2 separate regions of the Homo sapiens genome follow, and region 2 is linked to region 1. A link is a contact called in ENCODE Hi-C or POLR2A ChIA-PET data. All regions are on one chromosome and are shown on one strand. Each heading gives the region's core, a stretch centred on a gene start or an enhancer-like site at or near the end of the contact. The rest is flanking DNA. Distances are from core to core; before and after follow the strand shown. Region 1 holds the start of HECTD3 (HECT domain E3 ubiquitin protein ligase 3). Region 2 overlaps ARMH1 (armadillo like helical domain containing 1).

What was found. Hi-C counts contacts between places; a loop is a spot of excess contacts on that map. ChIA-PET counts read pairs that join two places held with the same protein, here RNA polymerase II (POLR2A). Pooled maps may share reads with other maps.
Region 2: a loop to region 1 is called in a pooled map, with 3 times the contacts of the local background. The contact joins the enhancer-like site here to the promoter of HECTD3 in region 1. A Hi-C loop is called at or near these places in 6 of 50 pooled maps. POLR2A ChIA-PET finds 5 or more read pairs at or near these places in 4 of 52 experiments (H1, activated CD8-positive, alpha-beta memory T cell, activated naive CD8-positive, alpha-beta T cell and 1 more).

Annotation. Positions count from the first base shown.
Region 1 is chr1:45,007,011-45,012,573 of GRCh38, forward strand. It overlaps HECTD3 (HECT domain E3 ubiquitin protein ligase 3), which reads right to left and starts at 4,314. Exons shown (of 21, transcript NM_024602.6): 1 at 3,879-4,314; 2 at 3,536-3,696; 3 at 3,191-3,283; 4 at 2,976-3,111; 5 at 2,558-2,673; 6 at 2,359-2,472; 7 at 2,134-2,216; 8 at 1,526-1,691; 9 at 1,230-1,311; 10 at 403-585; 11 at 209-261; 12 at 1-5. The coding sequence starts at 4,247. It overlaps UROD (uroporphyrinogen decarboxylase), which reads left to right and starts at 5,244. Exons shown (of 10, transcript NM_000374.5): 1 at 5,244-5,275. The coding sequence starts at 5,256. RefSeq lists silencers at 3,981-4,150, 4,231-4,360 and enhancers at 5,121-5,170, 5,211-5,340.
Region 2 is chr1:44,692,955-44,698,490 of GRCh38, forward strand. It overlaps ARMH1 (armadillo like helical domain containing 1), which reads left to right. Exons shown (of 12, transcript NM_001145636.2): 3 at 4,148-4,216; 4 at 5,109-5,275. The region is part of intron 4 of LOC105378690 (a long non-coding RNA gene); the gene reads right to left. Among named protein-coding and RNA genes, the nearest start is that of ARMH1, 21 kb to the left of the region's middle. Within about 2 kb of position 3,982, at least 7 of the 41 ENCODE cell types and tissues checked have a DNase peak (open chromatin) inside an H3K27ac peak, as active enhancers do.

The DNA.
Region 1 (5,563 bases), core at 3,064-5,563:
GCCACCTGCAAAAAACGTGGGCAGATTTGTCATTATGTGGGGCCAGGTGCAGCACAATTCATCAGCTCAGAGACCACCTGGGAAAAGCAGTCATGGCGAGGGGTGCCTCGAGCAGTTGTGTGTGTGTGTGTGTGTGTGTGTGTGTGTTTGTGTGTGTTTGTGTGCACAAACAGGTGTCCCGAGTAAGTCCCTCACTCTCATGCCATACCTGTAGTCCAGGGGCTTTTCATATTTGTCAGAGGGCTTGAGGCCTTCATATACCTGGAGGCAAGGAGGAAAGGAGTCATAGGAAAGCAAGACCTGGCCCTATACTTGCCCCAAGAACTTGTTCAGGTCCCTCTTGGCCTAGCCCCCTTGGCCCTTGACTGATCCTATCTCAGTCGGACCCTAGGTGGTGCAGACCTGGGTGAAGACTGCATTCTTGCAGGCAGGGTCTCGAGAGGGGCAGGCACGGTGTTCCATGGCAAGACGGCGGTTGATGTATAGGCGTGGCATGAAGCTGGGCTTGCTGCTCTCAGAGTCACGCAGGCACTGAGCCACCAGGCCTGGCCGCTGGCGGGACAGCAGTAGGAACTGCTTCACTTGCTAGTGAGGAGAGGTGGCCAGAGCAGGAATGAGTGGGCAGTCAGCCTCCGTCCAGGCCCTGGAACTTTCCCCTCTGCCTGTATCCAATTCCACCGTTTCAGTTCAAGTCTAGTCCATCCCTGTCTTTGTCTCCAGTCCCCTCCTTAGTTCAGCCACCAGGGAGAGCTTTCTAAAACAAAAAAATCTAATACTGTCATTACCTTCCTTACCTTTCCAACAGCTCCACTACCCTGGGACAAAGTCCTTGCTTCACAGCCTGGCCCACAGGGCCCTCTGCAACCAGGACCTGTCTCCTGCCCACATCCTTCCACCCTCATCCCTCTGTCATACTCACACCTACTGGCACACTTTTCTCAAGACATCTTGAGCTGCTGGTAACTCCCTGTATGTACCTTTCACGCAAACTGCCCTGCCTGTGCTGTCAATAGCCCTTGGGTATTCCACACACTCTGGAATACCAAGGAGGCTGGGGAACAGCCTCCCAAACACTAAATTTGGACCATTTGTTCTGGCTTTCTTCCTATGTTCCCAGACCCAGCAAAGGTCTTGCCCTAGAGTAGATTTTAGGAACTCTGCTAAGGAATGAACAACTACGTGAGCAGGAAGGGGAAATGCCAAGACCAGCACTGGCTGGGTCGGCTCACCTTAATCTCACTGAAGGTGCCCAGTGTGTGGTCCCAGGCAGGTACCAGGTGGTGCAGGACACTATCGAGGATCTTGATGAATCTGGCATGGGTAGATAGACTGCAGCTAAAGAGTTTAGCATACCTGTAACACCCCCAACTCCCCAACATAAAGGGACAGGAAAAGGCAGGACCTGGGGGCTTCTCTGACCCTTGAACAGCTTATACTATGAGACCTTGGGAACCTCCTCCATGCAGACACACAAGGCTCAATGTTGGGGGAAGGGAAGGGCCCATAGGTCCAGGACCACAGCCACCTCTGCAGGAGGACAGCTCTGCGGTACAGTACTTCAGGGTCGGTGCCTTCTAGGCGTGGATATCGCACCAGACTAGTTGGCTGGAACAGGTCTGCATTCAACCCTAGTTCCCGCTGTCTAGATGACTTGATCTTGACCCCTCGGAGACGAACATCAATCCCATCATCTGGGGGAAGGGGTCAGAGTAAGGTCATTTACAGCACCTGCTGCCTCCTTGGCCCTCAGACCTGGGACCGGCTCCTTGAACGCTCAGCCTTGTGTCACCGTTAGCCCCTAGAAACTCGGGACCTTCGGGATCACCTTCTATCACCTGATTCTGATTGATCTATTCCTGCTGATTCCTCTGTCTTCCACTAGAATGCTGGGATGCCTGAGGGTCCCAACTCAGTTCCTCTTCCAGGTGAGCCCAACCACCTGTATGGCTTTAAGGCAGGCCTATACCTGGCATGTCCCAGCTGGCTCAGGCCCCAAAGCTCCAAATCCTGGAGTTAGTTCAGCATCGCCTTCACCCCAACTCCAAGCCCATCCTCTTCTCTCCACACACACTCTCTGTTTGCCCCCATCTCCACGCCGGGCTCTCTTTCCCTCCTTATAGCCTTAAACCTCACCTCGGCACTCCACGATGCGGATCTCGATGATCGGGAGGTGGACGGTCATGTCCTCCAGGACACAGACATCCCCGATGAGGGTCCTGAGGAGATGAGTGTGAAGCACTTCAGATACCTCCTGCCTCAGGCCTTCAGAGACTGCTGGAGTCTCACTCAAACTTAGGCTTTCAAGCTGGGCTAGGCTTGGAACATGCCCTACTTCCCTCCCCAGGCCAGCGTGCTCACTCGTCAATGCTCACGTCACTCAGCTTCTTCAGGTTGTCCCCTTCACCCCCATAGACCACCACCCGCTTTGGCATAAAGTTGTCATCTGTGGTATCCACTGTGAGTAGCAGCTTCCTGAAGGGTCAGAGTGTGAATATGAGTCTTTGTGAACCCACAGGGACATAGCCCACCCACCCTGTCCTGCCCAGAGCCTACTTACTTGACAATGGTGCCCTTCTTCATAGTAAGCCGTACCCAGTGTTGGCACTGGGACCCATCGCTCTCCCAGTAGGTATCGGCATTGCTGTCTGTCAGGCAGGACACGTTGAACTCCTCCTGGGGAGGGGCAGAGACGTGAAGTCAGCAGTTACCCTCCCTCCCTGCACTGGGCTTGTGCTCTGGGCCAGGAGCACCAGAGAGAAAGCATAGTGAAGTTGGGCTAACAGGCAACTGGTATGGGATAGGGGGCCGCTGGGTATGTAAGGGGTCCTATAGACGTCCAAGATGGGGAGCTGAACTGAGTGTGGCCTGTGGGGACCCTGTTTTAGTCCTGGCCTGCAGGTGGGGGTTCTTTCTGGATCTAGCCTTGAGGGGTGTGACTATATCTTGCCTGGGGTGGGAGGAGCCCCAGCACCCACCGTGTAGGAGGAAACGTCTATGCTCTCCACATACTGCTTCACGCTACCCAGGTTCTCATCCTCCTTGCCCAGGTGGTCATACAAGAAGTGGATCAGGTCCTCGTCGCACTCGTAGGTCCATGTCGGGGGTACATAGCTAAGCAACCCCAAGCCCCTAATTAGACTGGGCCCAGACGCAGAGCTCCTTCCTCCCCACCCCATTCCAGCTCACTCACAGTAGCCTTTGTACAGCTTCTGCGTATGCCTCTGCCGGCTGAGGTCTCGATCCCAGGCGATGTGAGTATGTCAGGTCCACCACCTGTTCCCACCTGTGGGCACAGAGTAGGGAGTGGGATGGGGAGACATCAGCGGTCAGCAAGACACTACCTCCATGCCGTGTAGCCTTCTTCAGGGCTCTATCTCCCAGTCTCCCTCCGAGCCCCCTTCACGTCCCGCCCCTTTCTGCTCTTAACCCTGCCTCCGCTCCAGTATCCCACCCACCCCAGGCTGTGGCTGAAGTGTTCCCAAGCCCTCCTGGCCCGGCCTTCTGACAGCCAGCCCCGCTCCTTCAAGTGCAGTACCTGAGCACCGGCCGATAATCCACGCCAAAGAGCTGCTGCTGCCGCTGGAGGTGGTTGGGAGTGTCGATGGGTACCAGGCGGGCTCCGCCCTCCGCCGGGCGGCACACCAGCAGCCAGCCTTCCTGCAGCCCGCAGTCGCCCAGGTGCTCTGCCAGCTGCTCCTGCCGGGACGCGTAGGATGGGGACAGCCGTCAGGGAACTGCCCAGCCGCCTGTCGTGCCCAGCCCAGGGCAAAGGGCGCCGAACGCAATGCCAACTCAATACAGGGGAGAAAAGGCAAACAGCCAGAGGTTTCTCTGGCCCCAGGGGTCTTTTACCGGGTCCTGGGCAGGGAAGAGCGCACCTTTGTCAGCTTCACCCAGAGCCCGTGGCCATTGCACAGCTCCTCGCCCGTGGTGCGCACGCAGGCGCCGCGCCGGAGCTCAATGCTGTCGCGGGCGGCGCGGAGGGGCCCGGAGCCGGTACCGGGGGCTGGGCCTGCGGCGCCCACACGCAGCCCCAGGCCCTCTGCCTCCCACACCGGCAGAAGCACGCGCGACGGTCCCGCTGGGTCCTTGTAAAGCTTGTAGAGCACCTCTCGCGGCACGAAAGCCAGCGCTGCTGGCAGCGGCCGCCCGGCGCGGAGGCTCCGCGCTGCCTCTGCCAAGAAGCGCACGCGGCCCAGCAGCTGCCGGGGGGACTCCAGCACCGCGCCCGGGCCAGGACCCGCCATGGCGAAGTGGCGGAGGTGAGCACCTAGAGGCGACCCTGCCCGGGGAACAGCTGGCGCGACCGCGGACAGAGCTTCCCACCACGCCCTTCCCCGCCTTTGGCCAGCCTTTGCCGTATGTTCTGGACTAAGCGCACCCCAGCTCTCACTGTATTGGACTGTGTACTCCCACACTCAACCATATTACTTATCTCTGTGCCACCCTAACCCAGCCGACCAAACCCAAGATTGGTGATTGCTACCTGATCAATCTCCCTCTCTCCATTTCCTTGTGACTACCATTTTATCTCTACTGCTACTACCCTCATTCAAGTCACCATTCTAGCTAGCCTGGGTCATTGCCAACAGTCATTTTTCTGGTTCTTCGGCCTGCTGTTTTTCCTCCCACTCCCAGCGAATCTGCTGGACTCCCTATCCTATGGGTGGTGTGATTAAAGTGTTTGAGACAATGGCCCCTTCCCCTGCCACTGACAGGAGTCTTGAGTCATTAGGGTTGATTCTGTTTGTCACTCCTAATCCCAAGGACACTGGAGATCATTATTCATTTTAATGTGATTGCTGATTTCTGTTTCCCCAGTCTTGTAGCTCCTTAAAGGCTGGGGCTGTCTTGAGCAGAGCTAACCTCTGCACCTACTATAGGTCCAGGCTATAGTATGGACCTGGCTGGATAAGACTGTTGGTATCATGAGTGGGACTTGCGCCAAGCCTCCGGATACCCAGACTGTCAGATGAGAACAAATTCCTCATGTCACCGTAAGATACATTTACAGCGGAGTTTTCTTTTGGGCCTTTGTTGTTGCGTCGCTACAGCAAACTTTACGGTGAAAAAAGGTAGGGGTCCTACGGGCAGCAGCCAGGGCAGCCCTGGAGCTGTCGCTGGAGTCCGATCATGTGATCTTCAACATGGCGACGCTCTTGGTTCCCTACAGAAAGGGGCGGAGCCTGGACTGGGGGGCAGGCTCAGATTCAGGTTAAATTGTGGATTGAGCTCGCAGTTACAGACAGCTGACCATGGAAGCGAATGGGTTGGGGTGAGTTCTCCAGAGCACGCGGTGTGGCTAGCCGGGCTTCTAATTTGAGTCTTCCAACTCAGGACTCTATCCCTCTACTCCCCTTTCCCCACCCTGGAGACCTCCCAACCTGAACTCCGTTAGCTGGGATCCTGAATCCTAAAACCATGGATTTTTGAGATGTTCATCCCAGGGCCTTAATTCAAGGGATGCCTCAGGATTTCCAACCAGGATCTCTATTCTGGGACCATCAACTCTGATCCCTCTTTATCCCCCAGCCTGGGTATTTCTCAGCCCCTGAACCAGCCC
Region 2 (5,536 bases), core at 2,732-5,231, 310 kb before region 1:
CTGGTCTCAAACTCCTGGCCTCATGCGATCTTCCCACCTTAGCCTCCCAAAGTGCTGGGACTACAGGTGTGAGCCACCACACCCAGTCTGTTCTCAAATATTATTGTGCATAAAAGAGGTTTAAAATGCAGATTACCAGTTACCTATCCACCCACACTCCCAAGGTTCTGCTTTAGTAGATTGAGGGTGGAACCCTGGACCCTTATTTCTAACAAGTACTCTGTGTGGCTGTAGTGCCAGTGGTCCCCGGGTTATGCTTTGAGAAACATTGCTGCCTATAACCTGGCTCCTGTCCCCACAACTCATGACACTAGCCTCACCAAGTCCCTAGCTTTGTGGCCAAATCTAGAGTTCCTTTTTCCTTCCTTGTCTTACTGAACAATATTTTCCACTTGGCCACAGGGTGAGATGAGTAAGCCAGGGTGGTACAGGTGCAGGGTCAGATCCTGTCTATTTAACACTGTGATGTCTTATTCATCTCATCATGGATTTGTTGTTGTTGTTGTCTGAGACAGAGTCTCACTCTCACTCTGTCACCCAGGCTGGAGCACAGTGGTGCCATCACAGCTCTGCAGCCTCAACCTCCCGGGCTTAAGCCATCCTCCCACCTCAACCTCCCAAGTGGCTGGGACTATAGGCATGCACCACCACATCCCCAACTAATTTTATTATGTTTTTGTAGAGACAGGATCTTGCTGTTGCTGTTTCCCAGGCTCATCTCAAACTCCTGGGCTCAAGCAACCCTCCCACCTTGACCTCTCAAAGTGCTGGGATTATAAGTGTGAGCTACCATGTCTGGCCCATCATGGACTTTTTATATTAATTTGATTGTTTTAAATAGTGCATTGAAATATTATGTGATTACTGAGTTTTTTGGTGCCCCTTTTAATTTCAGACCCCAAGCAAGTGCCTCCCTCACCTCACCCTAGTCCTGGCCTTGCTTGACCACTGCCCCCTCTTAAGCTGTCCTCTCTTCTACCTTTTCCCGCTGTTTCTCAGTTGCTATTGCAGGATCTCTCCCACTCCAATCCCCCACTTAAATGTCAGTGTGTCTGAGCATTCTGTGCTTTTTTACTTGGTCATTGCACTTATTACATTAGGCATTACATCATTCTTCTTCATTTCTCAAGTGCCAATCATAGTGCCTAAAATTTAGTGGGTACTCAGTCAGTGCTTACTAAATGAATGAACCATGCTTTTACTGAACAGTTGTAGATTCAGTGTTCTACACCTAGAATTATTCATAATTCCCTAACTTTTTGCAGCCTTGTCGTACAACAGATAAAATAGACTGCGTGATGTGATAACAGTGTTTTGAATTAGCAAACCCACTTCTCCTACTCAGCCCTCCAGTTATGGTGGATTTTGGAGGAAAACAAGTCAATATAATAGCATCACAGCATCATTATTTTTTGCAAAATTGACTACCACATAGTCCCAATAAGCCTAAACCCTTTTTTCAACCTTGAACTTTCAGAATAGATCAGTAAAACTAAGGATTTATGTATTAAATGATAAAATTAGTTACCATTTATTGAGTCTTTTTCTTTTTTTCTTTTTTTTTTTTTTTTTTGAGACAGAGTCTCACTCTATTGCCCAGGCTGGAGTGCAGTGGTGCAATCTCGGCTCACTGCAACCTCCGCCTCCCAGGTTCAAGCGATTCTCCTGCCTCAGCCTCCCGAGTAGCTGGGATTACAGGCATGCACCACCGTGCCCAGCTAATTTTTATATTTTTAGTAGAGACGGGGTTTCACCATGTTGTCCAGGCTGGTCTTGAACTCCTGACCTCAAGTGATTCACCCTCCTCAGTGCTGGGATCCCAAAGTGCTGGGATTACAGGTGTGAGCCACTGGGCCCAGCCTATTGAGTCTTTTTATGTTCTAGGCACTGAGATATATACTGTACAAATATTATGTCATTTGGGCCTAACACCCAGCCTAATAGGTGATTGGTATTATTCCATTTTATAGATAAGAAAGATGAGCCTTGAAAAGGTTGAGTAATTTACTAGCACATGGTAGAGATAAAGTTAGAACCGGGTGTCTGTCCGAAAGCCTATACACCATCATGTCTCCTACTCAGTGGACCGTGCAGACCACAGCTCCACCTGCGACACCACACTGGGAGTTCATCTGCAAAGCGCCCTCCCTCCATTTGTCTACAAGCCAGAAGGCCTAACAGTAAGAGTTAGAATCCTAGTCAGACTGCCTAGGTTCAAATCCCGGTTCCAGCAGTTCACTGTGGGACCTTGGACAAGTTATTGACCTGAGATTGTTACCTCATGTTACTCAGGAAGTAAATGGAAATGCTAATAGCACCCACTGGAGGGCCATGGTGAGGATTATTTGAGACAATGCAAGCAAAGCAGTTAGCACAGTGCCCCGCACACAATAGGAGCTGGTACTTGTTAGCAACTGCTGATCTTGTGGCCCCAACATTGCTCCTTCATCCCCTGTTCTCTAGATCCAGGACTCAAACCATGTGTTCTGGAACTAATTCCTGGAAATAATAGACCAGAAATATGTATAGTGAGTGACTATGAAAACAAGACTAGCTGGGTGTGGTGGCTCACGCCAGTATCTCAATACTTAAAGGGAGGCAGAGGCAGGAGGATCGCTTGAGCCTAGAAGTTCAAAACCAGCCTGGGCAACATAGCAAAACTCCATTCTCCACAAAAAGGAAGAAAAAAACAAACAAAAAATAAAGCTGGCATGGTGGCTCACCTCTGTAATCCCAACACTTTGGAAGGCTGAAGCAGGAGGACTGCTTGAATTTACAAGTCCGAAACTAGTCTGGGCAACATAGCGAGACCCCTGTCTCTACAAAAAATACAGAAAAAAAATAGCTGGGTATGGTGGCACGTGCCTGTAGTCCCGGCTACTCAGGTGACTGAGACAGGAGGATTGCTTGAGCCCAGGAGTTCAAGCCTACAGTGAGCTGTGATTGCACCACTGTGCCCCAGCCTGGGCAACAGAGTGAGACCCTATCTCAAAAAAAAAAAAAAAAAGACTAGCCCAGGACAGAGGAAACAGAAGGTGACAGAAACAAAAGTTGGCCAGCCTAGCCTGAAGAAAAAGGGGAGAATGCACTGAGGAAGGAACAGGGGCAGAAGTTGAGGGAGCAGGGTGGGGACAATGTAGGAATAAAAAGACCACCGTGTGGGCTGCTGCCTGGCCCCAACTATGGCAGCAAGAGGCAGGGGAGCCTGGCTCCAGAGCCAACACTATTTTTGCAGTAAAGAGCCTTTCCTAATGAGCCAATCTGTCTCTACTTCTATTGGCATCCTGGGAACCAGGGTGCAGCAGAGATAATTTGCTTCACACACCCCCCGCCCAAACAAAGCACCATTACCTCCAAACCATTACATTAGCCTTTATCAGCCTTGGAAGCTCTCAGTCATCCTCCATGAGCTGCAGTAATTTCAGCTAATTTCTTAAGTGTTCTAAGAGCCTCTGATGTGTTATGAGCCTAGTAATTGTTGACTGGTTCCTTTTCTGTTGTGGCTTGATTTCATACCTTGTATCTGAGCTGATGCGTGCTTTGGGTACTTTATTATAATGAGGCTTTTTGCAAAGACTCACATTAAAAAATAACATTAAATACTGAGGTTGTTTTAAATCAGAGTTTAATTTTTCCACCATCTCCTATTATTCTTATTAGGAAGCCAATTCTTCATAAGGATAGTGACCTCCAGTGTAAAACTTTGAACAAGTACAAAAATTGAGAATTAATGATGAAGCTGGTTCTTTTTAGGGAAATCTAAGAATGAGGCACAAAGTCATGAACTATGCTGACACCAAGGATGCAATGGGCATGGCTTAGAGAGCTTTGGGATATTGACCCCCAGCCTTCTCCAGGGACCCTTAATTCATCAGAGCCTCCTTGTTCCCTAGAAAGCCTGTAAGAGCCAAGGTGGCTGAACTGCCACAGAGGAGCTTCCTGGAGAACAGTGAACAGCCAGCACCCTCTTCCCCCAACCCTGTGTGTACTGCCACTTCCCCTTCCGCTGGTAGCTCCTCTCAGGGTAAAGAGGCACAGTTCAGCTACTTGGCCACCCTGGGCCCGGGGTGGTACCAGAGATCAGGCACGGGCTCTGGCTTCTGTGTGAAAAACCACCCTGAAACTCACTCTTTAACGTGTCATACAGCTATATGACTGACTCATGTTTAGAAAAGCTTCTCAGGTCCATTGGCATCTTCTTATCAGCTGTAAGCAGGTGAGTTCTGTTCTAGCGTGATTCTGGGGGTCTCAGTGGCATCTCAGGCTCATGATGTCTTTGGCATTCACACCACCCAGGGCCACGGATTCCTGTTAGCAGTGGGTTCCTTGTAGCTCTTGGGATGGGCCCAGAGGTAATGTCCACCGGGCTCCTGCTCTAGTTGCTCCCCCATCCCTTTCTCTCCAGTGGCGCTTCACTAGTCAGCACCCTCTCGGTTGTGAATTACAGAAAACCAACTCATATTGGACTCAGAAAAAGGAAAATTAGTGGCTCACTTAACTGGAAAAACCCAGAGGGTAGAAATACATATTTCAGCCCTAACTAGATCCAGGGCTCAAACAATGTCATCAGTACTTGGCCTCCTTCTCTGTCTTTTCCCCCATTTCTGTCTCTTCTCCTCTGTGTTCATAGACCTCTGTATGCCATGGTCCTCAGGAGCTCTAGACATACCAAAAACAGAGCAGATCCTTTCCACAGCTTCCCAAGAAAGTCCCAGGCTTTGAGCCTCATTGGACCAATTTAGGTCCCATGCCCAGCCCCAAACGAACTTCTGCAGTCAGAAGGGTGACATACCCTGTCACCTCCTCACCCCACCAAAACTACATGGCCCATGAGTGGCAGAGGGGTGATTCCCCAAGTGACAGTTGAGGTGGTATTACAAGAAGAAGAAGAGATGCTGGAATGGCAAAACCAAGAACTGTCCCTAGTATGTAATTCCAGTCTTTCCTGCTGGAAGGAAGAATTTCCACACTCGTATCACTTTACCTATGGACATTTCCTGGATAGGAGGGCAAAGTATGTAAAGAGGGGACCTTGGGATCTCTTTGAAAGCTCAGTGCAAAGGAACTTGACAAGAGTTTTATTTCTACTTTTCTATCCCTCTGGACAGTAATCGGTACCTTATAGAATTTCTTGAGGTTGGAGGTGTCCTAACCCTCTTGGAAATACTTGGGCTAGAGAAGATCAAGGAGGAGGCCAAGAAGGAATCTGTCAAACTACTTCAGGTTATTGCGAACTCTGGCAGGACATACAAGGAACTCATTTGTGAAAGCTATGGTGGGTACTGTGTGTGACAAGATGTGTCTCCCTAGGGGCCTGAATGACATGGTGGCAGAACCCACCACTGCTATAGGAAAAACACATCATGAAACTGGTTGAACAGGAAGCTTTTTGTGCTCCTGTCCATGTCACCACTGGAAGACCCAGATTTATGATTCTCCTGATTCATCATTTGCTCACATTTTTCAGTAGTGGTTTTAGAAATACTTCTCCTTTTTAAATATATCCTCTTTCAGGCATCCATTCAAAGATTTGTTG